Regions from separate parts of the Mus musculus genome. Here regions 1 and 3 are each linked to region 2. Evidence: chromatin loops called from intact Hi-C (ENCODE). Cell type or tissue: left cerebral cortex. All regions are shown on one strand. Links, peaks and the distances in the headings refer to the core of each region. The heading gives the core; the rest is flanking DNA. Region 1 has its middle 70 kb from the start of Gm31281. Region 2 holds the start of Gm41192 (a long non-coding RNA gene). Region 3 has its middle 56 kb from the start of Stc1.

Evidence for each region. Hi-C counts contacts between places; a loop is a spot of excess contacts. Peaks named below come from ENCODE experiments on the same cell type or tissue, not always from the same donor. Only the 100,000 strongest peaks of a DNase experiment are listed, where the experiment ranks them.
Region 1: it touches region 2 in a loop (9-fold over the local background); 23 of 42 quality-filtered maps call a loop at or near these places.
Region 3: a loop joins it to region 2, with 4 times the contacts of the local background. A loop is called at or near these places in 5 of 42 quality-filtered maps.

What each region holds. Positions count from the first base shown.
Region 1 is chr14:68,729,796-68,740,713 of GRCm38, reverse strand. It overlaps the pseudogene Gm46476. Among named protein-coding and RNA genes, the nearest start is that of Gm31281, 70 kb to the left of the region's middle. In left cerebral cortex, for the core only: a CTCF peak has its summit at 4,766 (motif pointing left); a DNase peak (open chromatin) is centred at 4,761.
Region 2 is chr14:69,019,786-69,030,703 of GRCm38, reverse strand. Gm41192 (a long non-coding RNA gene) reads left to right here and starts at 214. Exons shown (of 4, transcript XR_003951016.1): 1 at 214-508; 2 at 704-822; 3 at 6,176-6,274. Stc1 (stanniocalcin 1) reads right to left here and starts at 1,415. Exons shown (of 4, transcript NM_009285.3): 1 at 1,197-1,415. The coding sequence starts at 1,314. In left cerebral cortex, for the core only: CTCF peaks have their summits at 1,913 and 6,328 (motif pointing right); DNase peaks (open chromatin) are centred at 4,694, 5,019, 5,804, 6,330 and 2 more places; H3K4me3 peaks cover 335 bases; H3K27ac peaks cover 225 bases.
Region 3 is chr14:68,967,451-68,978,368 of GRCm38, reverse strand. No RefSeq gene overlaps it. Among named protein-coding and RNA genes, the nearest start is that of Stc1, 56 kb to the left of the region's middle. In left cerebral cortex, for the core only: no CTCF peak of the experiment used is centred there; DNase peaks (open chromatin) are centred at 3,690, 4,553 and 5,552; H3K27ac peaks cover 970 bases.

The DNA of each region.
Region 1 (10,918 bases), core at 939-8,938, 290 kb after region 2:
AAAAGACACCTCATTAACACAACACACGTACACACACGTACACACACACGTACACATAAGCCCACATTCACATATGCACACACACACACACACACACACACACACACACACACACACACACACAAATGTCAGCATCCACAGAAAACTAAATTGATTTCTCAGGAAGAACACTTTTTATATGACTTCTAATTTTTACTAGCACATTTAACTGAATTTGAACAAGCATGTTTAATTGAACTCCTAGAAAATTACAAAAATAGACATGAAGGAAAGATGGCTCTCTGACACGAATCTCTTAAGAAGAATGTTTGAAGGGTGGGGAGACATAATCGTTTTAAACAAATCTGTTCCATGAACATATCTGTGCAGAGAAAAAAAATGCCATTTTTGATAAATGTGGACCATTTACTCAGTGCCACTAAAGAATGTGAGGGTGATTTTCTTAAAGTGCCATTAACAGTATTTTAGAGAGAAATTATAACCTTAGCATTGAGACATTTTGATATAAGAAAATAATTTCAGTTAATTTCTTATCTTCATAGTTCCCACATGCTAGATATCTCCCAGAAAGCAGATTGGTATTCGTTTTATTTCTGCTGAGTTCAGAGGGCAATTAGTCTTCAGGTTTTTGTCTTGCCAAGTAGGGGGTCATCTAATCCCTTCTGCTCCACCATATTCCTTCTAAAGTTGGCATTACTTTCTTACAGATCTTCTTTAATAGTACTTCCTGAACTATTGTTGCTTTAATAAAAACAGTACTCATTTTTAATCTTATTTCAAATGGTGTTATAATTCTTACAGATTTATAATAGATTAATTTTAAATTAAGTTTCAATTTTTTTGGTATAGCAAATATTCAAAGAGTCAACAAAATGTCTAGAACAAAAATAACTATAGTAAGTTCCCATGTACCTACTGCCTAAAATTGCTGATAATTAAAATCATTCGTTGCTATAATGCATCATGTCTAGCTGGTTTTTGTTTTTGTTTTTGTTTTGCTGTATTTTTGTTTGTTTGTTATTGTTTTTGAGTAGCATGGCACTTCAACAACTGAATTAGGTATCAGTCTGTACTTCTCGGGACCCTGCTTGAGTGATAAGAGCCTAAGAAGAAATCTAGAAATGCTAAATTCCTTTAGGTAGAAACTTCTGGAGGCATTTCTTGAATGATGATTACAGAGTCTGTTTTTTACACTGTGGCCTTGTAGTGACTGTTTCTAATACATCGGTACCCATACTTTTCATTTACTATCAAAGCATTTTAAATCTTCCACTCAATAAATAAGTTAGCAGTTAACAAATGAACTCAGTCATTGTAGAACTGGGGAAGAAAAGACATACTCACTCATAAAACAATGTTTTACTTTTTTTTTTTTTTTTAGTTTTTTTTTTTTTTTTTTTTTTTTTTGAGACAGGGTTTCTTTGTATAGCCCTGGCTGTCCTGGAACTCACTCTGTAGACAACCAGACTGGCTTCGAACTCAGAAATCCACCTGCCTCTGCCTCCCAAGTGCTGGGATTAAAGTCATGTGCCACCACGGGCAAGTTTTACTTTTTATAACTTCAACTTTTAACCATGGTGTGGTAATTCAATAAGGATACAGGCTTGAGGTTTAGTGATGAGGCTGTATGTAGAGAGCAGGTTTACAGAAGAACTGAAAATGCCCTTTTGTTTTTTCTTCAAGGCAACAACAGTGGTACTTATGGATTTATGGTATGGTATTTAGCACCCTTCCCAACCCTATCCCCCAAACGTGACCTATCAGATTCTTCACTAATGTTTTGCAAATAACACACTCAGCTTGATAACTGGTCTTGACTAGTTAACACACCACAGAACTTTGAAGAGTAATTTTTCCCCCAAGATTCTTTGCATCTATCTTGTGAGTCAAAGCTGGGGCTCAATCAGTTTCTGGTACACAGAGAGAAGGACTTGAAAATTTGCATAATGGGCCTGTCTTGCCAATGCCAGTGTTGGTTGGGATTTTCATTTACCTTCAGTAAGCACTGCACCCTTTTCCTTTAAATAAGATCCCACAGAGCCAGCTTGAGAGCACACTCAGAGAGAGGTTAAGAGCACTTTCTGCTCTTTGCAGAGGACTTGAGTTCAGTTCCCAGCATTCCCATTAGGCACCTGGTAATTGCAAGTATTTCTGTCTTCAGGACTTCTGATGTCCTCTTTTGGCCTCCTTGGTCACTGCCCTTATCACAGGCACGTGGGAGGGAGGAAGAGAGAGGGGGGGAGGGGGGAGAGGGGGAGAGGGGGAGGGAGGGGGAGGGAGGGGGAGGGGGAGGGAGAGGGGAGAAGGGAGAGAGGGGAGAAGGGAGAGAGGGGAGAAGGGAGAAGGGAGAGGGGAGAGGGAGAGGGGAGAGGGAGAGGGGAGAGGGAGAGGGGAGAGAGAGAGGGGAGAGGGAGAGGAGAGAGGGAAAGGGAAAGGGGAGAGGGAGAGGAGAGAGGGAGAGGGAGAGGGAGAGGGAGAGGGAGAGGGAGAGGGAGAAGGGAGAGGGAGAGGGAGAGGGAGAGGGAGAGGGAGAGGGAGAGGGAGAGGGAGAGGGAGAGGGAGAGGGAGAGGGAGAGGGAGAGGGAGAGGGAGAGGGAGAGGGAGAGGGAGAGGGAGAGGGAGAGGGAGAGGGAGAGGGGACAGAGAGAGTATGCTCATAGTGGTCTGGATACCAAACACCCAAACAAAGAAATACCACGCAGTTAGCTCTTCAGTTGGGACGGTTGAGATCACATATTTTATGTCATTTAAATACTAACTAAGGTATCCTTTAGGAGAAAGATGAAGGAACAGGTTAGGGGATGAGCACATTGCTTTTAGCAGGCTTCTGACTCCCCACACCTATTCTCTGGTAACAGAATTATTCTACCTGCTAATGGGTAGAAAAGTATCTGTAGACCTTTCAGGGTGAGGGAGAGCCACCAAATGGATAACAAGAGAGATTAAAATGTAAGGAGAGTCAGCCAAAGCTGGGTATGTATGCAGCTGCTCCTGTCTGGTCCAGAAGTTGTATAAGCTGGATGCAAAGGCTTGGGTCTGCTCATGAAAGACGGAACCCACTTGTTTGCTCTACCATCAGGCTGGTTGCTAAGGGGTTAAGCTTTGAGTTGAAGATGCTTTTACATTTATCTCTCAGATCCATTTTGAAATGGGAGTTAGGTTCTTCTGCAGTCCCAAGTTGCTTTGCTGCTTTTAGAATTATGTTTTGAGGCAAACTCCACCTCTGATATTATTCATAAAAGTAAGTCTACTTGACTCATAACTTCGGAGTAGGAACTTTTCTGATATCATTTGGAATATTCCACAGCTACCGAAGTGCTGAGGACGCCGGTCAGGATGGCTGTAGATGATGGGCATAAGGGCTAGAGATGACCACCAAGGTTGACAGGCCTTTCTCCCCAAGGTGACTTGTTTAGCTTTCTGGTTCAAACTGGTCACTTGGTTTGTGCGTACCTGTGCATGCCTTGACCACCTGTGCTAATGGGGAGACAGCCTTGCTGAGTCCCCTTGCAGTGGATATGATGACAGGGGAAAAGATGAGGTGTTTTTGAAGAAGTGAGGCAACTCATATAGTCAGATAAAATGTATTTTTAGGGTTGACTAAAAATGATAGGGAGAGAGAGAGGAGATGACAAATATTATTGTTATAAATATTATTTTTTTCATTTTTTATTAGGTATTTAGCTCATTTACATTTCCAATGCTATACCAAAAGTCACCCATACCCACCCACCCCCACTCCCCTACCCACCCACTCCCCCTTTTTGGCCCTGGCTTTCCCCTGTACTGGGGCATATAAAGTTTGCAAGTCCAATGGGCCTCTCTTTGCAGTGATGGCCGACTAGGCCATCTTTTGATACATATGCAGTTAGAGACAAGAGCTCCGGGGTACTGCTTAGTTCATATTGTTGTTCCACCTATAGGGTTGCAGTTCCCTTTAGTCCCTTGGGTGCTTTCTCTAGTTGTTATAAATATTATTGAGAGTGTGTTAACTTGCGATTATAAAAAGACCACAGCAGTCTTAGACTTCATGGATTAAACATCTGCAATTTTACACAAAAGAAGAGGCTAACATGGCTTCAGCACCTACATCAACCAAAAAACTTCTGACTCTAATGGGTTTGAGAGCCTCTTGGACTCTCTCCCTTCAGAGTCTTCTGCCAGGACTGGGGGCATTTTCATTGGTAAGGGTGAAATAGCTTATTAAATTGTGGGGCATAAGCCTTCTCAGATTGCTACTCCTACTTAAACTTACAAACTAAGTATTAATGGGCATTGTAATTACCTTAGCAGGATGAAGTGAAGTCAGTCACAAGTGATATGAGGCTTCCAAGGGGAAACTTGTGCAAATTGTATGTGGCCAGTGCTTCATCCCTTATTTCATCTCTTCAGTCTCAATGATGCCCAAATGGTGAGTCTCTCCTTATTCAAATGCATTAACATAAAGGGGTTTGGCTGCTCCTCCCCTATTTAACTAAACATTCTGGAGAGGAAATCTATAGATTTCTCTGGCTCCATTCATGTGACTAATTTGCAACTATGTTAGGTACTCTGGAAAGCATCTAGAAAAATCTCTTTAATTACAGTTCTAATGTGCAGGTCTTTACTTTGTAACATAAGGTCCTCCTGTATGTGCTCTGAGCCAAACTGATCCATCCTGGACACTGATAATCCCTGCCTGAATTGACTGATGGACTTTTTGGGGAGATTTTAGCTACTTGCAGCTAAAGCAGACAGGAGTTTCAGATAGAAGTCTTTTAGTGCCACCCAGTGGCCACAGCTAGGATTTGTGGGAAGAAGCTTAGCAACTGGTTTGGGAAATGGGCATACACTAGCAAGATTTTATCGAAAGGACCCAGATGTAGCTGTCTCTTGTGAGACTATGCCGGGGCCTAGCAAACACAGAAGTGGATGCTCACAGTCAGCTAAAGGATGGATCACAGGGCTCCCAATGGAGGAGCTAGAGAAAGTACCCAAGGAGCTAAAGGGATCTGCAACCCTATAGGTGGAACAACATTATGAACTAACCAGTACCCCGGAGCTCTTGACTCTAGCTGCATATGTATCAAAGATGGCCTAGTCGGCCATCACTGCAAAGAGAGGCCCATTGGACACGCAAACTTTATATGCCCCAGTACAGGGGAAAGCCAGGGCCAAAAAGGGGGAGTGGGTGGGTAGGGGAGTGGGGGTGGGTGGGTATGGGTGACTTTTGGTATAGAATTGGAAATGTAAATGAGCTAAATACCTAATAAAAAATGGAAAAAAAGAAAGCAGGATGAAGTGCCTGACAAATACAGAGGTGGATCCTAGAAGCCTATCATTGGACTGAACACAGGGTCCCCAATGAAGAAGCTAGAGAAAGGATCCAAGGAGCTGAAGGGGTTAGCATCCCCATAGGAGGAGCAGCAATATAAACTAACCAGTACCCCCAGAGCTCCCAGGGACTAAATCACCAACCAGAAAGTGGTGAGAATCATAGCTCTAGCTGCATATGTAGCAGAGGATGGCCTAGTCAATCATCAATGGGAGGAGAGGCCCTTGGTCCTATGAAGGTTCTATGCCCCAGTGTAGGGGAATGCCAGGGCCAGAAAGTAGGTGTGGGTGGGTTGGTGAGAAGAGGGAGGGGAGGGAGAGGGAGTTTTCAGAGAGAAAACCAGGAAAGGGGACAACATTTGAAATGTAAATAAAGTAAATATCTAATAAAATAAAGCAGGATGAAAGAAACTTGACTTCTAAGTTGTTGTGAAAATTTTTATGAACTTCAAGAGGGTAGTGGGATAGGCAGTGGCCATGTCCATTAAGGTCTTTGTCTGGATTTAGAGGGGACTTGGACCCATCTTCAATTCACTCTGGGGTTGGACTTCAGAATTCATAAAGTGAACCATGAACAGACATCAAACTTTCATTCCGTGGGATTTGAGAAGAAAAGATGGATACAGCTATCTCCCTCAGAGGGTTGAACTGTGCCTTAAAACCGTCCTATTCATCACAGAAACCTCAGAGACTAAATGCATCTCCAGGCTCTACTAGGCTAATCTGATCTGGGCCCACCTATACAGGTGGCAAGTAGATGTACAGCCAAAGGTCTTTCTCTGTTTAGAGTTTTTTTCTGGATTTGGATATGTTTATCTAATGCCTGAAGCAACTTTTTCCTAACATTGAAGAGACCTAAAACAGAAAATTATTAAAGTTTATGATTCCTGTTTATACATTTCTGTATCATTTAACCAAAGAATCTATTTTGGCATGGGTTCAAAAGCACCATATTCTATGAAGTTTAAATTTATGAAGAAGATTCTTCAACTCAATTTTGGACTTACTAATATCCCTATTAACTGTATTCTTGTCCCCAGAAATCCACCATTGTGAGTCCAAGATAGGAACCCAAATTGTAGTCAACAATTACTTTATGTTAGCAGAACATTTAGTGTAAAACTCAACATGATGGGGAATGAGTCAAAGCAGAGAGTCACGGCTTTTCAGTGTCTCTCAACAACCCAGATGGGACATCCAGTCACTGTTCATGCTTTACAATAGCAAACCAGGACAAGGTAGAGGTTTGCTAAACTAAACAACAAAAACATTCCTTCAGTAAGATACAGAAAAACATTGTAAAGAAACAGTTATTAGCCCATTAAATGGGACTTTATTAATGAATAAAGGGAAGGTAATTTAGAAGATCAGATAGACAAACAGCCTTGGGAAAGCAGACAAGCATGCCCTATAGGTAGTATACCAGTCCACTAGGGAACACAAATGGGGAAGGGCATGTTACTAAACAGACAGAAAACTGCAGAATGCACCTTCATATGAAAGTAATGGATGCTCCAGAACATGCCCTGTATCCTGGTGGCAGAGTGCAGGGAAGGATTATTAGATTCTTAAGATCTCTTTGAATGAACGGAAATTCCCCAATAACAACAACAACTTAACTATGTACTTCTTAAACATCAGGCCCTGATGCATAAATAAAGATAGAGGTGTACCCAACAGGGAAGTTATTTAAATAAAGAAGTCTATTTAGCTTAATTTGTTTTTACACTGGAAGGAAGAATGGACATTTCATTAAAATAAGACTCACCAAAGATCTATGCCAATGATGCCTTGTGGTGTAATATACAGTGGGTAGCTACTTTCACAAGTGTCTTGGGCAATTGACAGAGGCTTGGCCCTTCAGGTATTCATTTAGGTCTCTGGAAAGGTCAAGGAATACTGTTGCAACCTTGGATTCTTTTGTAATATTAACAGAATTTGTATTTGAAATTACTTTTTGAATAACAAAAAAATGTTTTACTAAAACATAAGATTTACAGAAGTTTCTAGACAAGCCATACAAAATGGTCACAGACTTTCCTCTTCTCCCTCCTCCTCTGCTTGTTCTATCTTTGTAAGGGGGTACAGAGAATCTACACTTGGCAGTGAAGTCGCAATGTTATTAGGGAGAGTTGTGACGCTTCTTTAATATTCCCATTTCAGTTCAGACAACCAAGCCCATCCATCTATCGCATCTAAAGTTGTACGTGGATAGAGAACATACACTAAAGAACATATACTAAACATATACTAAAAACTGACGAATTGCTTTGCTCCACTGCAGTTAGATCTCATAAGCATGGGGAGGAAGAAAGATACCATAAAATTAAAATAAAACTAATTTCCCCATTTAAAAAAATAAAACCACCCATACCCCTGGCACCTAACCCTGACAACTACCTCCATTCACAGAGCCTTGCACTTAGACCATAATGGGGAAATGAGTTAAAGCAGAGAGTCACTGCTTTTAAATGTCTCTCAACAACCCGGATGGTACTTCCAGTCTCTGCTCATGCTTTACAATAGCAAACCAGGACAAGGCAGAGATTTGCAAATGTGTGTGTAATCACCAAAAATGACGGTGCCTGGGATTTTAATCTGTTTTGTTTCTTAGATGGTGTTTAAATGCAAACAACAAAAGGAAGACATCTTGGTAGAGCAGAAGTGATGCACATTGGGTGCCCCAATGGAGAAGCTAGAGAAAGCACCCAAGGAGCTGAAGGGGTCTACAACCCTATAGGTGGAACAACAATATGAACTAACCAGTACCCTCAGAGCTCGTGTCTCTAGCTGCATATGTATCAGAAGATGGCCTAGTCAGCCATCATTGGGAAAACAGGCCCCTTGGTATTGCAAACTTTATATGCCTCAGTACAGGGTAATGCCAGGGCCAAGAAGTGGGAGTGGGTGGGTAGGGGAGCATGGCGGAGGGAGGGTATAGGGAACTTTTGGGATAGCATTTGAAATGTATATAAAGAAAATATCTAATAAAAAATAAATGAAAAAAGAAGAAGAAGTGATGCACACTTGGTGATCTGAGCAACTTAAATATTCCTCATGCCATAAAGCCTACCCATGCTCTCGCTGTTTCTATGCTTGGGCTTCATTGATCTTCCACAGCTCAGTTACATCATTTACTGATAGATCACCTGGATTAGGAACACTTAAGAAAGCCTGAACTGAGAGCTGAACTGTGCGGATCTGCAGTGCAGGGAACCGCCTACCTTTCAAAATTATCTGAATATTCTTCCAAACTTGTTGACATTAAGATGATAAATGTTCTTCACGAACCATACTTTAGGTGCTTTCATTGGGTATTCTTCTAGAAGCAATAGTTCAAGTTTAAATGTCCCTCCCTCAAATGGGGGAATCCTGGGGCTAGCAATGACCATAGGAAAATCATGGGTGTTGTTTTCATCTGGTTCTGCTATAATGCCAGGAACTGATTCTTGGGTCTCCTTGATGATCCCGGAGACAGCCTGGCCATCTTGTCAGATCACAAATTCAGCTTCTATCCAGCTCATCTCAACTCACACGGTTGTTAATGAGGTTTCTTCAATGAGATGTTTTTAGAAACTAAACTCATGATAATATTGATAATCAGCAAAGGCAGGAGCATCTAAAACTGATGACAGTAGAGACTCCACATGTCCTTAACTGTGACTTGCTTATTCTACTGAATTGATCCACAAGCACCCTTCCTGAGGTGCCCATTGCAGGGGCAGACGTAATAACATGCTTGCTAGGCTGATGGGGGGTTGCAGAGAAGTTTGCACTGAAATCTTCCAGAATTGCCAATAAACAAAATGTTTCGTTAAAGATGTATTCACATCTCTTTAGTGATACAGAGATACAGATGACCTTAGTAGTTGTGGTTTATTTTGTTTTGCAAATATGTAAAACGTATAAAAGAAGGGGCATCACCAAGGAATTTAGATTTAGCCTGCTATGGCCAAGAATTAGAAGGCAAATGCAGGAATGGAGTTTATAAAAGCTAGAATGTAAGCACAATGCTTTAACCTTTGAGGCTGTATGGAGGTTTGAATGCTTTTGACTCTTGAGTAAGACAAGGTCAGTGACATTTATGGTGTGCTGTTTAGGCAATGAACTATCCCCAGCAATTTCCAAAGTTTCTCTTTTTTTATTGGTAGCTCTGATAAATATGCTCTGACAGAAAGATCCGATGGAAGTTTGTTAGGTCAACCTTTAATGCCATGATCCCTTGCATAGATCTTTGTGGTTCAGACCATACACACAGCGTGGTCCTGTGTGGAGGCAGAATCCATGGGAGTTTCAACTATCTGTAATATTTTGAAATTCTGATGTGTGTGTTTTGTCTTTTCTTGCTATGATGACTTTGTCTTGAAGTAAAATCTTCACTTGAATGTAGCATGTAGAGTTTGTAAGCCCTGAATATCCAAAAGATATGTGAAAGATGTCTTGTTTGAAGAAGGTAGGGATCGCCACACAAGTTCTTGTAAAGCACATGAATGAGGATTAGTTCCTGCTCAGAGCAAATAATGCACTGGACCAGATGGCTTTTGGATGGAACTCTTATAGAAACTCAGCCAAGCATTAGGCTAGGAAAATTAAAGCTATCATAATCTTTACATATGTCCGGTATAAATATAAATTGACAAGCCACACTGAAATCCAGTTTGCAGAGTCATCAACAATGTACAAACTACCCACCTCTGCAACTTCCCAGTGTGACCCTGAAGGTCCGAAGGTCAGCATAGCACAGAGATAACTGCACATCCGTGTACAGCTAAGATATGAAGCCAAGTCTAGATGCTCATTATGTTGACAGAAGACCAGAGAAAGAAAATGTGACATATGAATACTGTGGAATTTTATTCAGCTGAAATGAAAAAGGAAGTGATGTTATTTGAAAAAAAAAAAACAGGATGAAATTAGAAATTATTATGTTAAATTAATTTAAGCTTGGAGATACAAATATTGCATGTTTTCTATTATATGTGATATTTAAGTTTAAGTCTATGTACGTGTGTGTGTGTGTGTGTGTGTGTGTGCATGAAACATGGAGGTGGAGGGAAAGATAAGTCTCCTAAAAAAGGAATAGAGAGAGTAAATGGGACGAAATGCATCGTATTATATTTTCTGTCATGTGATGCCTGGATAAACAATGTGTTATAAGCAGGAAAGGGGGGGGGGAAGGGAAGGGAAATGAAAATATAAGCGGACCATTAGGCCCTAGTGGCAGGAAAATGGAGCAGGAAGGAGAAAAGTTGAGGGAAGGATATGAACAAAGCACAGTTCTTTATATAACTGGTATCTTAGTCTAATTAAATCCATCTACTCCTTAGGAGCCAAGACTCCTGCTCTGAGACATGCAATCCCAGAACTCATATCCCCATTGGTATTTACTGCAGCAGTGTTTATGGGTATTCAAAATGATGAAGATGCCTACCACTGAGGGAGCAGTTAGGAAGATGTAGTAAGTGAGTAGAGCTGAAAATAACACAACAGTCAGCAGATCTTAAAAGTAACGAGTCCATATAAAACTAAAGAGCATACTATAAAGCAGGATGCCATGTATATGAGATGGAATTTTAAAAATACCCACCTACAAAACAGCAGTAAA
Region 2 (10,918 bases), core at 1,535-9,534:
AGAAGGAGGGGTGTTCTGGCAGGCAGCTCGGCAAGCAATGATCTGTAGCCTTCATACCGTAGGATTCTCCTCCCAGATCAAAAGCATGGTTTGGTTAGGTTAGGCTTCCCCGCCCCCCCTCCCACCACCCGCAGCCTCTGGGATGTTACAAGTCATTTCCCTAATTATATATTTCCACGGGTTCAAATTATAACTTTGCTTTAAGCAGTTTTAATATGCATTAGGGCTGCTATTGTTTTAGGCAAGCTCGAATTGTGAATCACGGCATCGCTATAGCAACTAAGTACAAAAGGAAGCCAGGCAAAAGGCCTCCTCTGGCAGGGACCTGCGCTCTTCCAAGGGGGAGCATCTGCAGCATTTTGACACCTGCGGGGTCCCATCTCTGTTAACAGTTGGGGAGAGGAGTTTGCGAGGATCTAGAAGTCAAGGGACATAGGGGTCCTAATGCTTCTTTGCCTCCGGAGGCCAGGACCATATACAGTTAACTGGTGCGGGAGTCGGGCGGAAAGTAAGACCTTCCCCATGGAGAAAGAAATGCTTCGTTTTACAAATGCACTTCCTTCTAGGGACCACGGGCTGCATGGGCGATTGAATGGAGCCTCTGAGAGCGAGGAAGGAGACAGGCAGGCTTATAGGGAACGGGGTGTGTAGGTCCTCCCACCCCTTTTCTGAATGCGCCCTGAAAAAAATTTCTTTTTTTCAGACTTGAGGATTATGGTTCCACAAATCAGTGTGAGGAGGGGGCTTGTCTGTGTGCTGTCTGGAGAGGTAGAGAAGTCAAGTTACAAGGTCTTAAAGGAGCAGGGAGAGGCATGGCAGCAGGTAAGCCACTCATTACCTTAACACAAGCTTGTGGAGTAGAGAGAGCCGCTGTGAGGCGTGCCAACATTCAAGCCTTTCCCCGCCCCCTCCCCCCAACAAGAGGGTACGTGCCAGATTTCAGGCAATCAGGCTAGGCTTATGCAATGAAATACCCTCAGCAGAGCGCCCAGCTTCTTCGTTAGTTGCATGCAATTTATTAAACAAAGGAACTCCACTTCCTAAGGCTATAGGATTACACTGGCAGTTCATTATCACCAGGCATGAAGCACATTTATTACTGAGATCAGCCGTCACAGAGACACATGCAAAAGTGAGAGAGGCAAATGAGGACAGATCTTTGGGGGGAGAAACCGGTCCTGGGTTTTCTTGCTTACCTGAATTTTGAGCCGCCACCCGGGATTTTCTGGGGCTCACAGAATCATTTTGTTCCGCCTCGTGCGCTGCAGCTGCACTGATGACCAGCGCCAGAATCACTGCTGAGTTTTGGAGCATTCTCTGAGAAGTTTCCGCTAAGTTGTTGGCTTTTTTTTTTCCTCCCCCCCTTTCCTCTTTCCCTCTCCCGGCTTGAGTGAAGATGTGGATCTGGATATACTGAAAGCTTAGGTGAGGATTTGAGGAAGAATTTGTCTGTGTGTGTGTGTGTGTGTGTGTGTGTGTGTGTGTGTGTGTGTGTGTGTGGCTGGCTGGCTGGCAGGCGGCTGCTGCTGCTGCTGTTGCTGCTGCTGCTGCTTCTTGCACCTCTGGCTTTTGCAAACTGGGGGCCCAAGAGCTGCACCCAGGGATTTTATAGCCGTCTTATCGGTCCTCAGGATCAGGGACCAATCAGATCCTTCAACTGGTCCGTTTAGCCAATAGGCAGGCACGCTTATTCAGCTGGAGCTTTTTGACTTCTTAGAAATATTTTCCAGCAAATTGAAAGTACCTGCTGCCAATGATTTATATGTGTGTGCGTGTGGCTGTGTGCACAGGGATTGTGTGGAAAAGCTATTTTCACACGCTGAAGTGATAACTCTGTATTGATCAAGCCAAAAGGAAAATCACTTGAAAAGCCCTTCAAGGTACTTGTGAAATTCATCTTTAATTTTTTTTTTAAATGAGCCACTAGGAGGAATGCATGTTGGATGCTTGGTAGGGAGATGTGATGCAGATTTGAATTTAATCACACTATAGCAACTCTCTAATTTTAGCAGGCTGTTCTCTGTAAGAGCTCAACATCATTTTTTTTTTTTTTTTTTTTTTGCATTTGCGCGTTCACTTACAGTATGCAGCTATAATTCCTTGCTGAGATCTGTGGACACCCTGAATTCTTACTGCTATGTGAGCCATGGCAGAAGGCTGTATGCCTGTGCATGAGCCCAGTGAACGGAGGTTGGGTAGCTCTAGCTCTCAGCTTTTCCCTCAGCTCTCCTAGGTATTAAATCTATGACCTTGGCCACGTCCTTTCACCTTGCTCTTCCACTTCTCAAATCTTATTCCATACACCTCTAAAATAATATGATTCACCTGAAACATCATGCAGCCCAGGCTGAACTTGATGTCTAGCTGAGGGTGACCTTGAACTCCTGTCCTCCTGCCTCCATCTTTCCACCCTGAAATAACAGACATCTGTCACTGTGTGGTTCTGGGGATTGAGCCCACAGCTTCATGCACACTGGCCCGCGCGCTCTATTAACTGGCTACATCCCTAGTCCTGGATCACCACCAACAGTGTTTTCTTAGTCACCAGAGGCTCTGCCAATCCTAGGAGTGTTGGTTACTGTCTGTGCACACACGCACAACTACTCCTCACACGACACTCCACAGAGGGACATGGCAAATGCCTGGAAATTAATAAACTGTGGATTCAAGCCCGGCAGCATCGTAATCACATTGAAACAATGAGCTGGTCAAAGCAAGACTAAACCTGCTGGGTAAACCAGTTCACTTCTTGGGGGTTGGGGAAGAGGCAGGGGGCGGGACTGGGAAGAAAGGGTAGGGAAAGACCAGAATGTGTAGGAGAGGAGACTGATAAACTGGAGACTTAATGGGAAAATTATAGTGGAATCACAAATCATGCCCAGTAGAGTAGCTCCTATTTTCTTATAAGTGGAGTGTGGGCAACAGGAAGGCTTGTCCTTAAGTTATGAAGGAGGTTAATGATCCTTGAGAGGACTTCTCAGGGTAGGAAGGTGGTCATTAAAGGGTGGGGTGAGGCAAAAGGATTAACAATAAAACATCGAACATTTTTCAGGAGGTAAGTACAAAAGGGTCTCTGGTTGTTCTGTGGACTGGGACAGCATGGGCTTGAAAAGAAACAGAGCCAGTGGCTTCAGGTTCAGTCCTGAAACTTCGCATGAAAACTTAAAAAAAATAATTCTGTTATTACAAATCACATCCAGAATCAGGTCTGTCTTTGAGTGTCTCTCTCTCTCTCTCTCTCTCTCTCTCTCTCTCTCTCTGTGTGTGTGTGTGTGTGTGTGTGTGTGTATGTGTGCAGCAAGTAGGTTTGCTTAAGGTGACTTATAGCTCATTCTTAAAAAAAAAAGATTGTTAGAAAAAGCAGGGATGTTTGCTACGACAAGGCTTGAAAAAATAAAAGACAGAAAATATATTAAAAATTGGAAAATTCCATGTAATTTCATGTTTCAGTTAGTTAATCTCATCTTTTGATTGATTGAATGTATAAACTACTTAATTTGCCCATTGCAGCCTTTGTTCATTAATGGTATTGTCGTTTCTCCAGTACTAATTCGAGTACTGCATGGTATGTCAGGAATTATAAAAGTGAGAGTGTCTAGAAAGCAATCATGATTCTAACCTGGGGCATCTGAAATTTAGTTGGGAAGATGACCAACCTTGGGACACCTTCTACAAGTTCAAAATCTAGAACTTTGCCTGAGAGACAGCTAGAGATTTGAGGGAGGTTTCCTGGAAAGACCTACAAGAAGTGAGCATTTAAATTAGGGGGGTGGGGGAGGGAAGTGATGCCAGCTTGTGTTTCATGAAATTCTTACTCTGGGAATCTCTGAGGTCGATTGTTGATGGTTTTATGCAGGAATAGAGCATATATGGCATTGCAGACTAGATCATGCAGTGTTACCTTTCAAAGAAGGCAGAAGAGCATAGGTGCAAGGTTTACCAGAAGGTCTAGACTTCCATTCCTCAGCAGTCTCTGCTTCCCTAGTCATTGTGCACTGTTCAAGGATCTACACTTGACCTCTGGCTGGTCCACTAGCTTGGAAGGGTGATTGCTTTCCTCTGACAATCCAGTTTCTTTTCCCAGTTCTCTGAAGCTCTTACCAGAACACAATGTCCTATAACTATCAGGAAGTGTGTGTGTGTGTGTGTGTGTGTATGTGCATGTGTGTATGACATTAACTTTTCACTTATTATGCTTATTAACAGCTATATATCCAAAGGTTAGTTGCTAATTGTGCCAAGTGTTTCACGATGAAAGGCAAACAATCGAGGAAATACAATGATGATCAGCCATACTAGTGTGTAAGGGAAGTGCACAGGTGCCTCTGTACTCAAGGATGTCAAGGGAGGAAGTTGATGGCAGACATGAGTACTCAAAGCCAAGTTCCTTCCCAGAAGCCCATAATTTGAGCGCATCTGAACATCTACCATCACTGTGCTGTGTGCTAGACTTTGAGATGGTGGGTCTAGAAACCCTGTGTCGATTGATAGATGAGTTCTTTTGCAACTTTCCCCTGGGGTTTGAGAGAATACAGAAGAATCTGGAGGTTGGTTTTCAGAGTTTGAGTTTTATCTTATAACAGGAGGCATTAGGGCTCTTTAACAGGAAGGTTATGCTTGGGGAAGAGCTTGTCAGCATCCAGGCAGCAGCTTGCAAAAGAAAGGTAGGAGCTTCATAAGCATTTGGGTTGCTGAGATTGCTATGGTGACAGGAAGAAAGGCAGGAGGATTGATATAAGAGGTGCTTTGAATAAATGAATCTTAGGAACCAACCTGAGGATGTTCTTGGAAAAGACCCCTTTTCAAGTTAGGTAAGCCATGTACATCAGACGTTTCCTGACTTATTTTTGGCTAGGAGTTTTTTAATTGCAAGAAATATCTAGCATTTCCATAAGGCAGGCGTTTTCTGGCATTCGGCTAGGGTTGTAGATTACCTAACAAAAGTCTTGACTATACTTTCAGTGGGTGGGGAACCTTCCAAAGCCAAGCTACACAGTTGGAGGTGCCTGTGGGGGCAGTGGATGGGAGGAGAAGGTACCTCTGCTATTGCCCCTAAGCCAAGAAAGTGCTAAGAAGCATGAGAGAGAGTTGCCAACAGCAAGGGCTGGGTGACGATGCCCTGGCTGCACTCGTGGAGGCGCTGGCTTGAGTTCAGGGAGAAGATTAAGCCAAAAATCTCTAAGGCTTTGTTGGCTTTGGCTAGCATTAAGCTAAGCAGGGAACAGCTTTTTGCCTTTTTGGTGAGAGGAGCCCAGGATGATGTGTTTCTTGGTGAATTTTCTGTTAACTGGATTCAAAGCCCGGCAAGGTTGGTCTGACATACTGACCAAGGCTGGATCACTTTTCTCTGGCGATTCTCGGCCTGTGTGTTTTCTACTACATTGTTGATTCATGTTCTCCTAACCTGGAGATAAGATGGGAAAATGGAAGGAGGAAGATGAGGGGAAAATAGTTTTCCTCTTTTTTATTTATTTTTCCTATAAAGATGCAGGGCTTTCATGTAGACCATAAATTCCCAAGTGAATTTGGTTCTTGCATATACTTTAAACTCTACCAAGGATGGGAGCAGCAAGACAAGAAAATACATTAAGATGGCAAACTCATTTTATGTACCTGTTTCTTTACTTGCCACACCCTCTACCCCCGCCCTGTCTGGCTTATGGATGGCTACTATGCACCCAGTTCTGGACAGCAATAATGGAGAATGCAGATTTATTCTGCCTTTTCTGTGCTCCAGGAATCCCAAAGCTGGTTGCTAAGAGATGTATGTTGTAAGTATTTTCTGGAAATGCTATAAGGCAAGTGGATTGGAACACAACATATAGGCTTGGATTTGTTTATCATTTACTGGATGACTCTCTCTTATACACCAGGCATGGATGCAGAGACATGTTAGCTGGGAGAAAAGAGGAGACTGAGACCCAAAGAGAACATACTAGAGAAGAAACATGGCATTCTCTCACTTTGCTGTGGATGAGGAAAGGCTGAGATCTGCTTGTTATAGCAGCAAGGCCACCACAGTGGTAGAGAAAGTATTCGTGCTTGGATCCCTGCCCTTCAAGGTGCAGCGAGTCAAGACAGGGGGAGGAAAAGAGAAAAAGACAAAATGACGCGATGGGCTTAAACCAGAGTAGACAAGGTGAAATTGGTATCCCTCCTCTTCTCATTCCTCCAGATCTACACTGTGATGTCGCTCAGTGTCATGGAGGATATGCTCCTCAGAGTCTAGTGAATCTTCAGTCTACTAAGAAGTCCCTGAAGCAAGCCTGAAGAGGTGTGTGTCATCCAACTTGTCCTTCAAGAAGCACCAATTAGAAGACCTTGGGTGACATTCCTCTGTTGAGACACATGAGGGCGCTCAAGGCAACTGACACTGTGGAGCTGTTTCTTAAATGAGAGAGAGTGGGATAGAGAGAGAAGGAGGGAGGGAGGGAGGGAAGGAGGGCGGGAGGGAAGGAGAGAGAGAGGAGAGAGAGAGACAGAGAGAGACAGAGAGAGAGAGAGAGGGAGAGAGAGAGAGAGAGAGAGAGAGAGAGAGAGAGAGAGAGAGAGAGAGAAAGAGAGAGAGAAGAAAGAAAAAGAAAATAAAAGGCTATGAGCCTTGGCTCTGTTTGATTGGCTATTGTTTCAGGCCCTGTGAATGCTTCCTGGGGAGGGAGGTGTGTTTATCTCTTGAGGACCATCTGTGGTCCTGAGACCTAAGACCCACAGTGAACTTATAGTCTATGTGCTTGTAAGTTTCACAACATATACCATTCCAGTGCTGTCTCCCAGGCAGAGAAAGAAGTCTTAGGCAAGTCTAAGTGTTTTTCTCCATCCCTATGTTCACACTGTGTAGGTCAGTTGAAGGGGATGTATTAGATATCACATGAAGATGCTTAAATTCTTTTATTTACTAAGGAGTTTCTAAGATCAAGATGAGAGTGAGCACTGGTCTCCCATTTCGAAGGTAAAACAGGGCCTGTTTCTCACTCATTTCTCTGCTTGGCATTTTTTCTTCTAGCCATTTCTATTGGAGGCTTGTCGTGGTATTTCTGTCATCTTTTAGTACCTTAGATGTTTTCCACGGGTGGTGGTGGTGGTGGTGTAGGAAGCAGCCAGGGGGCACAGTCGTGTGCCCTCCAGTGACTTTAAAATAAAGGGGTTTGTATTTTGCTGAGTGCAGGAGTCCATTTAGAACACCCCAGGAATGGGGCTGTCTCACATACTGTTCATGTTTGAAAAGAAGTGGAGTTGTGGGGAAAGTCACAAATGCTCAGCCCAGAGCACAAAGCAGCATATGCCTAGAGCGAAGCTGTGGATCACACAGGGCAGGGCTCGCTGAGGATGTCAAGAGGCTGTGAAATAGAAATGAAAGAAATGTCCTCTCCCTCAACCTGGGTTGAAATGTCATTCTGACATCCCTAGCCTCAAGCCAGCTTGCCATTTGCAAAATGCTGTCCAGATACAAAGGAGTGTCTTGCAGCCATTTCTGAGTGCTAGACACGTCTATTATTGCTAGTTTATTGGCCAAGAAAGGAGGTGTGTGTGTGTGTGTGTGTGTGTGTGTGTGTGTGTGTGTGTATGTGTGTATTTAGAGGGTGAGGTGGGGAGGTCTGTTAGACTTGTAAGCAGAAGAGCCAGGTGAAGAGAGCAAAGGTTGATGTTCACAAATCCTGCTAAGAGGTGGTTTAGATCAAGCCGCGTTTAATACGTTCGGTGAGAGTTCGATTAAGATACAGCCATGGCTGGATCAAGATGAGCCTTAAGGGTGGATTGGTATCTCTTGATTGCTCTACCAATTACTCTATTAGAGTAACAGAGTTCAGATTGCCCAGGGAGATCTCACACAGTAGGGATTTTATCATGGTAGCAATAAGTGCTCACCAAATGCCAATTGATTTGCTACCACGGAAAACATTTCCTGTCAGCCATTTGGAAAATGAACTCTTGCGGCCCCTGTAAAATGAACCGAAGTGACATTTAGTGGGACAAATGGAAATCCAAGTGCAGAGGAAACATGTTCTGGCCTTTAGGCCAGCATTTTTTTTTCTTCTCACATTTTTTATTAGATATTTTCTTCATTTACATTTCAAATGATATCCCAAAAGTCCCCTATACCCTCCCCCCACCCTGCTCCCCTACCCACTCACTCCCACTTCCTGGCCTTGGAGTTCACCTGTACTGGGGCATATAAAGTTTGCTAGACCAAGGGGCCTCTCTTTCCAACGATGGCCGACTAGGCCATCTTCTGCTGCATATGCAGCTAGAGACATGAGCTCTGAGGGGCGCTGGTTAGTTCATATTGTTGTTCCACCTGTAGGGTCGCAGACCCCTTTCAGCTCCTTGGGTACTTTCTCTAGCTCCTCCATTGGAGGCCCTGTGTTCCATCCTATAAATGACTGTGAGCATCCACTTCTGTATTTGCCAGGCACTGGCAAAGCCTCACAGGAGACAGCTATATCAGGGTCCCTTCAGCAAAATCTTGCTGGCGTATGCAATAGTGTCTGGGTTTGGTCGCTGGTTATGCGATGGACCCCCATGTGGGGCAGTCTCTGGATGGTCCATCCTTTCATCTTTGCTCCAAACTTTGTCTCTGCAACTCCTTCCATGGATATTTTAGTCTGTATTCTAGGGAGGAATGAAGTATCTACGCATTGGTCTTCCTTCTTGATTTTCTCGTGTTTTGGAAGTTGTATCTTGGGTATTCTAGGTTTCTGGGCTAATATCCACTTATCAGTGAGTACATATCAAGTGACTTCTTTTGTGATTGGGTTACCTCACTCAGGATGATATCCTCCAGATACATTTGCCCAAGAATTTCATGAATTCATTGTTTTTAATAGCTGAATAGTACTCCATTGTGTAAATGTACCACAATTTCTGTATCCATTCCTCTGTTGAGGGACATCTGGGTTCTTTTCAGTTTCTGGCTATCATAAACAGGGCTGCCATGAACATATTGGAGCATGTGTCCTTATTACCAGTTGGAACATCTTCTGGGTATATGCTCAGGAGAGGTATTGCTGGATCTAACAGTAGTACTATGTCCAGTTTTCTGAGGAACCACCAGACTGATTTCCAGAGTGGTTGTACCAGCTCAGGCCAGCATTTTTGAGAATTTGTCATCCTCTACTCTCCAGTGACAGTCACAGGCAGTGGGGAAGAGGAAGAGGAAAATGAGGAGAAGGAAGAGGAGGAGAAGAGGGAGGAAGGGAGATGGGAAGATTTTAGAGTAACTTGTGAAATCCTTCCTTTCAGGGAAAAAAACACCATCAATAGAGTCACTAAGATAGGAAAATTTAGCTCAAAAAAGTAAAAAAGACAATGAGGCATTAGAAGCATGCTCCTGTCAAAATGTAAAGACAATTCCATTGTTTTCCTTTTTGTGCAAACTTCAGGTAGTCATTCTTCACTGTTAACAAAGGAAGGACAGCATCTCACCTCCATGCGTGCACATGCTCATTTGTGTGTGTGTGTGTGTGTGTGTGTGTGAGCATGTACATGTGCGCGTGTGCATGTGCGCATGTGCGTGTGCGTGTGCGTGTGCGTGTGCGTGTGTGTGTGTGTGTGTTCATTTGCTGTTGAAATCACTTACAGCAGACTTTGGATTATGGGAGACAATGAGAAATGAGTCATTCCACTTAAAATCAAACAAAAGAAATGAGAGGAGTGTAGTTCCTGGTGTGATGTTGAATAAAGTTTGAAAAATAGGTTGAATGAAAGAATGAGCCTTTGTAAAAGTTGGAGTCTCTCTGTCTCTTTGTGTCTGTGTCTTTTTTGTTTTTTGTTTCTCCCTGCTAAGTAGTGCAGAAGCAGACTGACAGCTGAGGCTCACTCACCAGCCCAGTGTCTTTCCAGATGACCCTGGAAGGTATGGGTGGGTAGAGTCATTTCCCTGGAAACCTCCGTTGCCTTTGGTTTCCACACAGGCTGTTCTCGATGGCCAAGGCTCTGAGCTTGTTCACCTTTGTGTTGTGTGAGCATATCTTTTCAAAGAAATGCCATCTCTTCTGAAGAGTTTTTTCAAGCCACAGGATTATCCTCTAGTCCCTCTAGAGTCCCTCCCCAGACTCCTGAAGTTGGGCCATTAGCCACCCATGTGGAGAGAATTCAGAGAGCTCCAGCTCCTTTAAGAAGGTCAATGGGGAAGCCACTAGCTGCAAAATAAGTGCCCCCATGGCTTTTCACCGGGAGGAGTCAGCTTACTGAGGAAGAGGTGGGCTTTGCTGCAGTATCTAGTAGCTATTGCCAAAAGAAATTTATTCAGTGATGAGAAATACAAAGTATAGTAAGTGTACACATAGATTGCCTGGGAAGATGGGAATAAAGGATTTCCTGCCTAACCATGGCTGGGTAAACTAACTGGATTCAGAAACTGATCTAGTGACAGAGTGTGGCTTGTATTATTTTTTATTACTCAACTTTTTTTTTAATTAGGTATTTTCTTCATTTACATTTCCAATGCTATCCCAAAAGTCCCAGATACCCTCCCCCTCACTCCCCTCCCCCCACTCCCACTTAGCTTCAGTGTGTGTGTGTGTGTGTGTTTGTTTCTCTCTCTCTCTCTCTCTCTCTCTCTCTGTGTGTGTGTGTGTGTGTGTGTGTGTGTGTGTGTGATTACAGGTGTGCCATTAGGTTGTTGTCCTAATTAGCATTAATAGTCAACTTGAAACAGCCTAGAGTCACTTGAGAACAATTTCTCTAGTCAGTTGGTCTATGGGAAATTGTCTTGACTAGTAATAGATATAGGAAAGCCCACTCCACCATGGGTGGCACCATTCCATCTGCAGGCAGCCCTGGGTCATACAAGAACGCTAGTTAAGGATGGATGGGCAACTAAGTCATCAAGCAACACTCTGCCATAGTTTCTTCCCTTAATGACAGACTGTCACCTGTAAGGTACAATAAACTCTTCTTTATAGTCCTACTCACAATT
Region 3 (10,918 bases), core at 1,120-9,119, 52 kb after region 2:
GAGAAGAGTGGGTCACAGTGTCAGCTCTAGTGGAGGTCTTACAGATGCACAGGACAACAGGGCAAAGGCAGGTCCAGTTCTATACTGCTTCCTGGCTCTTCCTGCTCTTTGCCGAGGACTCACATGACAAGTCCTTCATAGAGCCTTCTCCACGATCACAGTTCATACTTCCATGGTGTTTTTCTGGTCTAACTGTTCAAGATCCTAAGCCATGAGTTTGCCTGGGATATCCCCTGTCACTAACTGATCTATTATGTTAGGGACTTACTTTTTTTTTTCTTCCGTGGATGGCAGGCATTTGAGGATGACAGTGACAGTGCTGTATCTGTTGAGACCTTCCTGTCCTATGTAAAAACATCTTTGTTCACACACACACACACACACACACACACACACACACACACATTGTGAAAGCCTTGGGTGTCTGACTGTGAATGAAACATTGATGACAAGGCTGTTAATGTCACATGTTCATGGTTCTCCATGCTTCATAAAGAACCTCCTTGGGTGTTATGGGAGAAGACTGTGTTGAGCCTCTTAACATCTGTGAACACTGGGGCTCAGAGAGGACAGAGGAGAGCCAGATTCTCCTTACAAACTTTATCTGTTGCCCTTAGAGCAGGTGGCTGGCAGGGCAGAGGGAGATGTCTGGATTTTGTGGCAAACTGAGTGGGTCATCTGAGCTCCAATGGGACCAGGCTGGCAGGACCCAGGTGTCACATCTCCTAGGCCACTTAGTCCCCACTTCCTCTTAGATGAATGTGAGATTGTTCAGTCATAAAAAATACAAACATAGTCATAAAACATGCCTTTGTGATGGAAAAAAGTTCCCAGGCCTAGGAATGTGTGCACGTATATGTGAGACAGGCTGAGACAGGTGTCTCTCTTCTTCCTCCACCCCCAGTCAGGCCTGCCCAGCCAGGTGCGATCTCCTGCTACCTTACAATCTGCTGAGAGCCGTGAATGGCTTGTGGCACCCGATACTCTCTCTATCAGGCCTAGAAGCATTTCCCTGAAGGCTTTGCACTCCCTGGGTCAAGAGCTCATTTCCTCCCCTCCAAAACCATGTGCATTTCAGCAGAAATTTAATCTCTGGGGCTCCAAATCCTCCACACTTACATCATTTAAAATAACTTTTTTTTTTTTGAGAGAGAGACATGTGATCCCGTGGAAGTACCTAGGAGATGGTACCCAGCTTGGTAGCCTTCTTCTTTCTTGACTTGAAACCCAACCGAACTCAACCAAACCAAAAACAACAGGAGACAGACAAAAGGAAGGGAGGAGAGAGAGAGAGGGAAAGAGGAAGGGACGAGAGGGAGGGAGGGACTGCAGTGGTCCTATCGCTTTGTATGAGAAGCAGTTGCTAGATTTGGGCAGTGCTGTGGCTGTGACCCTGCATTCACCAGGCTAGGCTTTTCCTCAGAGCAGAGGAGTCTTTGTTCTGGAACAATCCCTCCCTCCCCCGCAATTATCTTTCAATTCTCCACTGGCCTGCCTTAGCTGAGGAACTTATGACCAGGTATGAAATGCCTCTCATTACCCAGTAGCCATTTTAATTCATAGATAATCCCCATCCTAGTTCTCAGGGATGGGTGCTGCCAGCCACTCTCCCAGATTTGCATCGGTGACCCATTGGTACTCTTCATTTACTGGTGGGAGGAGTGAGGCTTCCCAGCATGAAGCAACCTGCTGTCCAATGTCCTCCAGTTTTGGTAGCGGGAAGAAGATACATGTCGAGCTGTCGATTGTCCTTTGGCACAGCTCTAAACAGGCTACTGCGCTGCTTCTGCAGGACTCGTGTGAGTGGGTCCTGGCCAGGTCTCAGGGCTCCTTAGACTTTCCGGAGTTTTGACTTTCGAACTTATTCTACACAGCTGTTAGACTTCAGTGTATGTTCCTACTGTCTACAACACTGAATCTAATTTCACCTAATTTTGGTGGTCTGAGAGCTAACGCTGGGCGATGTCATTGATTAAGTTTGAAATCCACCTATTTCCGACCTTCACGTTGCTTTGCCTGGCTGTAATCCCTCTTCTTCATCTTCTTTTACTGTCTTTCGGAAATTAAATGTTTTTTTCTTCATTTTTACATTTTAAATTTATTTTATTGCTACTAGTGTATTTGTGTATTTGTATGCTATAGCTCTCTGGTAGTGTGAGGACAACTTATAGCTGTGACCCAGGGCTCTTGACCCAGGAAGTGCAAAGCTGTCAAGGATGACCCTTAAAGAGTATCAGGTGCCACTGGGTATTCATTCACAGCTTTTTCTACCATAAATAGTCCTGGGAATTGAACTCACGTTCTTAGACTTGGAGGTAAGTGCCTTTACCTGCTGAACCATCTTACTGGCCCCCGCTTTATCTTATTTGTAGAAGCAGTTCCAGAGGAAGCATTGAATATTGGTAACTTTTAACTCACTATGAACTTAAACCAATCGGGACGACCTCTCGTTGGGGAAACCATCCTACCTCTGTCTCCCTCTGAGATGAAGAATTATGAGTGAGAAAGAGGGAGCAAGGAAGTGACCTGAACAGTTATGCACTTGGTACCAGAGACTGGGCTAGATTCTATCACACAACGTTGCTTATTAGTCTTTCTGTTATTCTGCGGCTACTTATAGACGAGAGATGAGAAGCTTGGAGAGGTTTAATAAATTGCACCATGTTATCCTGGGATGGCTTTTGCTGCCAGGACCTTCCCCACTGCGTCAAGCGTTGGGTGGGGAAGCTTTCTGGGTGATGAGGGTGGGAGGCAGGAGCTACTCTGCATCCTTGAATCAGTTGTGAGATATTGATTGTGAGACTCTGCTGGAACCTTTTTAACTCTTGCGCACTGACAGGGAGGGTCATTCTGGTCTCTCACATTTTCACAAGAAATTAACTGGACCATGCATTTGACTGGAACCTGCTACATGCGAAACAGTGAATGAATTAAAGCAAAAAAGCTACAAGCCATAGCTTGGTCAGTGTCGGTCACAAGCATCCCCAGAAGGTCTCTCTGACCAGGGAGAGACATGTGCACAGGACAAATACCTAGGGATGTGAGAACTCAGGTCTGGCCAAGGAGCAGCTTCCCCTCGGGGAGAACACATCCACCGTCTATGCTTCATTTCATAATATCTGTAATTTCCTTCTATATCACTTTTTTTTGTCTTACAACGCAATTTTGAATTTGATGTTGACTATTTAATCAGCCACACTCACATAAGTAGCTTTGAGACCTAGAGAAGGAAGTTAGTGGCTGTTTTATTTGTCAGCCATTATTCCTTTTGCTGGCCTTGTTCCCCATCTCTGGTTACTTTTCTCATTTAACTGTTGAGAGTCAGATGATGATACGTTGCTTTAGCTGCCAGACAAGAAGCCTTTCTTTTTGAGATGACTCTCACAAAGGGTTTTGCAGAATGGAGGGTTTCTTCTTGTCTCTTCTTTTTCTTTCTCTCTCTCTCCCTCTCTCCCTCTCTCTCTCTCTCCCTCCCTCTCTCTCTCTCTCTCTCTCTCTCTCTCTCTCTCTCTCTGTGTGTGTGTGTGTGTGTGTGTGTGCATTTAAACAGAACAGAGAGTTCGGTGAAGAGGGCCATGTCTTCACCAGTGCCGTGTATCTCCTGTTCCTTCCCTACACTTGGGGAGGGAGAGGGTTTTCACAATCTGTGCACTTTCGGAAGTACTTATGCTTCTTTATTGGAATTATATAACTCACAGCTTGGATGGCACCACAGTGCACTGGAGGACTCTTGTACAAAACCACTCCCCATAGAAAAGAAGCAATTTTATACTAATTTATAGTTCTTTTTTTGTGCCTTTCTCATTATCAAAGTGTTTCATGCAGAAAATTTGAAAAGTACTGATAAGTGCAAATATATATAAATTACAGGGGGAGAACCCTTGAATCTGATCATCTGAAGAAGACCACTGATCATATTTTATTTTAATCCCTAAGCTTTTGAAACACTTTATTAGAAGTATCATACTGTTACAATAGTTCCACATTTATTTTTCTGGCAATATATCACAATGTCTTCTTAGGGCTTCACATTCTTCTACAATATGGTCACACTAGATATTGTATGCAGGCATATCCCAAATTATTTGCGTATTTCACCTTTTAGAGATTCTTAATTGATATTCAAAATTTTGTTCTTCTAAACATTTCTCTTCTAAATATCCTTGTTGTTACATTTTTGGGTGTGAAAATTATGGACACTCATAACTTAATTTTTATGATTAAAGACTCTGAGAGCACAACTCAAAGGGTTTTGATTCTGGTTGTAAAGCTAACTCCAAGAAACTTGCGTCAGTCTGCACATTTGCCTGTGAATCATAACTGGGACAAGTGTGGGTGATAAATTACTTAGAATTTTGCCAACTTGATACTGCCGTGTGCATATTTAAACATTCTCGATTGTTGCTGAAATCGAACAGATTTGGTATTTGTACAACAGTCTTCCTGACTTCCTAACCCATAAATAGTTCTTTATTTCAGTTTGCATATATTTGCATATCCACATATCTAAAGCAAGGGCTCTGGAGACACATTGGCTGAGATCCAGGACAAGCGCTGACATTTTTGTTCAGCCTAGAATAGCATCACTTGGAGACGATATGAACATCAACTCCTGCTTTTTGGACACATTTGGATCTCGTTCCCTGCATTTCTTCATTTTAGAAGCTACATTTGTGCCTGTGCTTTTCTGGGGATGTTCTTTCAGAGCCTTCTTCAGGCTATTCCGTGCCACAGGCAGTTGCAGGTGAACCAGCCTGTACAGGCTGGCTTGCTTGCAGGTTTTTGGCTGGATTCATCCAAGGGTGGCAGGGAAAGGATGAGCGAACTCCACACTAGGAGGCTGCAGCACTCCCTGCAGTGTCCAGAGGGTTTGGATTCAATTCTGTAATTCGTGAGGAATGCTGAAGGTTTTAGGTGAAGGACTTAGATAATCCCAGACCAAAGTTAATTAAGACAGTTAATTTGTCAGTACTGAGTGGGCTGGAGCAAGGCTGGACAGAAAGGCCTGTGTGGTTGGCATGTGTTGGGATACTGAGTCTGAACTTGCACAGTTGACTGGGAGAGAGAAAGATAATAAGGGACTGTGTTATGAGTGGTTTCCAAGGAAAGGACTGGCCTTAGGGATGGGTGTTTTAGTTATAGGAAGGCTTAGTAATTCTGCTGTTACGTAACATTCTGTTCCTGTCTTGATGCCCCAAGTGAAATCTCACATGGTCTGTGCAGGACACCCTAGCTGATGCCCAATACAAAGTGATGTTTCCTTCGTTATCATGTTGTATTTCATCTCTAGATATTGAAATATTCTGGTTTTGCAAACTTACACTAAAAGTAGCAATAACAAATTTCATTGATGACCTATTTTATCCTTTTTCTTTTTTTAAAAAAAAAGATGTTCCTGCTGCTATGATAAAATAGCATGAGAAAAAGGAAATTAGAGGAAGAAAGAGATGATTTCATCTTACACATCCAGGGAACTGTCCATCATTGAAGGAAGCCAAGCAGGAAGTCAAACAGGAGCAGAGTCAGGGACCATGAAGAAAGCTCATCACAGGCTGGCTCTACAGATCTGGTTGACCTAGCTTTTTTATACCACCTGGGTATAAATGCCCAGAAGTGGCATCACCTACAGTGGCTTGCCTCTCCCACATGAATCATTAATCAAAAATGGGGAGGGGGTAGAGGGCTGCAAATGCTATAGTCAGCAGAGGGATGAGAGATGTGATTTAAGAAGAGAGTCCATTTTAGTCAGCTGGTGTTGGCACAAGCTTCGTGAGTCTGACCCAAAGCAGTTTATTCTTGACATATTTAAATACAGTACAACTTTGGAAAAAAGGTCTCCTTGTGACAATTATCAAAATAAAGTATAAGGCGGGGCCATATCAAAACTCCTTTACAAAGTCCATGTCTTTTTGTAAAATTCCTGTGACCTCTTCTATAGGAATGGGCTCTATTGACTGAGAAACAGTGCTCAGGATGAAGGTCTATGGAGGAAGGCTCCGGGATACGCATAATAGTAAGATTCGTTTACAAACTATGACCTCTTTCATAAGAATGGATTCTATTGACTGAGAATCAACACTCAGGAGTCTAAGGTATTTGAGTAAGACCTGTCTCTCTAGATAGCAAAAAATCACTAGGTTATTAGTTACATCCACTCCCAGTTTTTCTGGGTGGGAAACAGGTATAAATCCTTCCATTGAAAAGAAAATCCTACAAGTTTAACATTCCTACTTTCCTTAGTGCTATCTGTGAGCCCAAGGACCTCATGCCTTCTACAAAAAAAAAAAAAAAAAAAAAAAGTTCTCCCACAGAGGTGCCTACAGGACAATCTGAGAGAAGCAGTCATTCAAATACAGTTTTCATTTCTCAGATGACTCTAGCTTGTATCAAATTGGCAAAACAAAACAACAGCAAATACAACAACAACAAAATAGCAACAATAAATCTAAATTTAAAAAATCAACCAAATATTTATTTTATTTTATTTTATTTTTACTGCATATTTGTGTGTATATGCCACACATATATGGGTACACACAGAAGGCCAAAGTGGGTATCAGACCTTCTGAAACCAGAGTTATAAGTGAGTGTGAGCCTCCTGATGTGGGTACTGGGAACCAATCAAACTGGGGTCCTCTGGAAGAGCAGCAGCAAGCCCTCTTAACTGCTCAGCTATCTCACAAGGCCCCTTTCCTAAGCTTTTAAAAATGCTTTCAAAGTCCTTACATTTTATCCCATTGAATGTTTTCATGACATCTGGTTCAGCATTGTTACACAGTGAGTGAGTGTCATGCAATAGTAAATGCATCCTCCTCCTGGGGGGAAAGAGAGAGAGAGAGAGAGAGAGAGAGAGAGAGAGAGAGAGAGAGAGAGAGAGAGTCTAAATTGGAGATCTCCACTGTGTCCCTCCCCTCAGATCTTGAGGAATCCCATAGAAGAGGAAGCAGAAAGATTGTAGGAGTCAGAAGGGATAGAGAACATGGCCCGCTGAATCAACTAAGCAGGGCGCAATGGACTAACAGAGACTGAAGCAGCAAGCATGGAGCCTGCATGGGTCTGTGCCAGGTCCTCGCCTATAGATTGTGGCTGTTAGTTAGCTTGGTGCTTTAGTGAGACTCCTAACAGTGGGAGCAGCATGTCTCTGACTCTTGTCTGCTCCTGGGACTCTTTTCCTCCTGTTAGGTTACCTTGTCTAACTTTGATATGAGGGCTTTTGCCTTGCCCTGTTTGGCTGTCATCTCTTGGAGGCCTATTCTTTTCTTAAGGGAGAAGGAGGAAGAATGGATTTGGGGAAGAGGAGAGAAGGAAGCTGAGAGGAACGGAGAGAGGGGAAACAGTGGTTGGGATGTATTGTATGAGAGAACATATTTTCAATGAAAAAGAAAATATGACTTGCTTGAGTTAATTTTATATCCAGCCACTTCATTGAAGCTGTTTATCAGGCTTAGGAGTTCTCTGGTGGAATTTTTAGGGTCACTTATATATACTATCATATCATCTGCAAACTGATATTTTGACTTCTTCTTTTCCAATTTGTATCCCCTTGATCTCCTTTTGTTGTCTAATTGCTCTGGCTAGGATTTCAAGTACAATGTTGAATAGGTAGGGAGAGAGTGGACAGCCTTATCTAGTCCCTGATTTTAGTGGGATTTCTTCCAGCTTCTCACCATTTACTTTGATGTTGGCTACTGGTTTGCTGTAGATTGCTTTTATCATGGTTAGGTATGGGCCTTGAATTCCTGAGGAAAATACCTAATAAAAAAATTAATTCTAAAAAAAAGAGAATTCATTAAAGATATGATGAAAGAAAAAAAAAAGAAAATGTGATTTCACCTGTGTGTGTGTGAACCATGATACAGCAGGGAGGGAAGAGTTCAGTCACTAAGCAATGTGTAGAGTAGACTGGCTTCATCCACTGGTGCCACCACCCACTCTCATCCATTTTCTGAGATGGTTTATGCTGGAGTCGGCTTTGCACTGTGTATTCTAGCCCCTCTCCTCTGTCTACAAGGAAGCTGAACATCAAAATTTCTCTTTTCTATGGCATTTGTTCTCTGCAGAGTAGATATACTTGCATGAATCCACTCTGGAGTGGATCTTTTTTGAATCACTTTGATATACTTGGTAGAAGGCATACGTCCCAGCATGCCTTCCTCTTCCCCAAATCAATACATGCAGACAAAAAGTGGATATGTATGCATAGTCTGAGTGTGGACAGAAGGAAGAAGCAATATTACACACTATAAAGGACCTGAAGGACTCAACACACCACAGAGACACTTGCTGTACTGGCTGGTTTTGTGTGTCAACTTGACACGAGCTGGAGTTATCATAGAGAAAGGAGCCTCCCTTGAGGAAATGCCTCCATGAGATCCAGCTGTAAGGCATTTTCTCAATTAGTGATCAAGGGGGAAGGACCCATTGTGGGTGGTGCCATCCATGGCCTGGTAGTCCTGGGTTCTATAAGAGAGCAAGCTGAGCAAGCCAGGGGTAGCAAGCCAATAGGTTACATCCCTCCATGGCCTCTGCATCAGCTCCCGCTTCCTGACCTGCTTGAGTTCAGTTCTGACTTCCTTTGGTGATGAACAGCAATCTGGGAAGTATAAGCTGAATAAACCCTTTCCTTCCAAACTTGCTTCTTGGTCATGACATTTGTACAGAAATAGAGTTCCTAAGGCACTTACGTAGCCATTTTTTTTGTAACAGTTCTCACAATAGGTAGGATTGGATTCAGCCTAGGTATGGTTTTATGTAATGGTCTCTATCAGTTACAAAGAGTAGCTTTGATGAGGGGTGAGAGATTCACTTCTGTGGGTATAAGGATAAGTATTTAGAATGTAGTTAGGAATTATACTGGCTTATGGGGCAATAGTAGAGTCTATTACCTCTATAAGATCTATGATCTTGCTAATGCTGGGTAGTTGGCTAGGTTCCCAGTACCAGGCATGATTTTCTCATGTTGAACTCTCCTTAAGTCAAATTATACAGCTGTTGGTTACTGCCAAGATCTGAGTGCCACGATTTCACTGTTGCCATGCTGGTCACTGCTGTGGTGCACAGGCATCACATAGGCTAGGTAGAACTCGTGTTTGCTCCCCTCCCTTGACAGCTTGCTGAGCACTTTTGGTACTATGAAAGGCAGTCCTCAGGCCTTCAAGTCAGATCTAACTCGAATCTTCTGAGTCCTGTGTCTGAAGTACATGGCCTCTTCAGAAACAGGGACTTCAACCTCTAGGAGCAACCAAGGGCAATAACAATAGGTTGAAAATGTCAACTAGACTGTAGGGGTATTGGTCAAACATCGTAAATTCTTTCTCCATTTCTCTAGGATTCTCTGTAATTGCTATAGAGTTATAGTGCAGTAGGGTATTTTGGTCACCCATGCTATTGTCTTGCTTTCCACATTCTCTAAAAAGTCTTGCAATTCACAAAACACATGAAAGTCAAGAAGAAGGAAGACCAAAGCATGGATACTTCGTTCCTTCTTAGAAGGGAAAACAAAATACCCATGGAAGGAGTTACAGAGACAAACTGTGGGGCAGAGACTGAAGGAATGACCATCCAGAGACTGCCCCACCTGGGAATCCATCCCATATACAACCACCAAACCCAGACACTATTGTGGATGCCAACAAGAGCTTGCTGGCAGGAGCCTGATATAGCTGTATCTTGGGAGGCTCTGCCAGTGCCTGACAAATACAGAGGTGGAAGCTCTTAGCCAACCATTGGACTGAGCATAAGGTCCCCAATGAAGGAGCTAGAGAAAGTACCCAAGGAGCTGAAGGGGTTTGTAGCCATATAGGAGGAACAACAATATGAACTAACCACTATCCCCAGAGCTCCCTGAGACTAAACCACCAAAGAAAACACATGGCTCTAGCTGCATATGTAGCAGAGGATGGCCAAGTCTATCATCAATGGGAGGAGAGGCCCTTGGTCCTGTGAAGGCTCTATGCCCCAGTATATGGGAATGCCAGGACCAGGAATAGGAGTGGGTGGGTTGATGAGCAGGGGGAGGGAGGATGGGATGGGGGTTTTTAAAGGGGAAACCAGGAAAGTGGATAACATTTGAAATGTAAATAAATAAAATATCTAATAAAAAATCATGTTTCCTGATTGGTCAGTATTTGTTTTATTACCCAGAAAGGTATTTTTATCACTGTGAGCAAATATCTAATAGAAACAGAAGAACTGATCTTAGGCTCACAGATTCAGAGGTTTCAGCCCAATCTCATGGTCACGTTTTTCTGGACCAGTGGTGAATCCGAACATCATTGTGATATGAGTTCATGGTGGAGCCTGGTCCCTGCATGGTGGCCAGAAGTAGAGAAAGAACAGGACCAAGACCAGGTTTAATCTTTGAGTTCATACTCCACTGACCATTCTTTTCCAGTTAGACTTGCTTTCCATTGTTTTCAGAACCTCCCAAAACAGTGCCACCATGTGGAGACCAAGCATCCAACCTGCTAGACCATGTGAGTAGTTTCATACTCAAAGTAGAACAGGAGGCATGAGCTCTCTCTGTTCACTCACCCTCAGTGGATGCAATGCTCATTGCAGAGGCTGCTGGACCATTTGGGCTCTAGTAATACTTGTGTTTGTAGATATCTACCTGTGACCTCATAAAGTCATTACTGATCCTGTTTCACTGGGGAGGAGGATGGCAGAGGATGACTGTGTACTTCAAGGTGGCACAACCCCAGAGTCTATGAAAGAAAGCTCATTCAAATCCAACTCTTTCTTGGAACTCAAGCCCCAAGAACTTTGCCTGTTCAGTATATAGTGTTTATTGGACATTTCTACTCTTGTTTGGCATGCCCTAGGAGATTATTATATGTAAAATATTTAATGATTACATATGTATACATATAAATATATATAAAACCTTTATATATATACATATATATGTATATATATA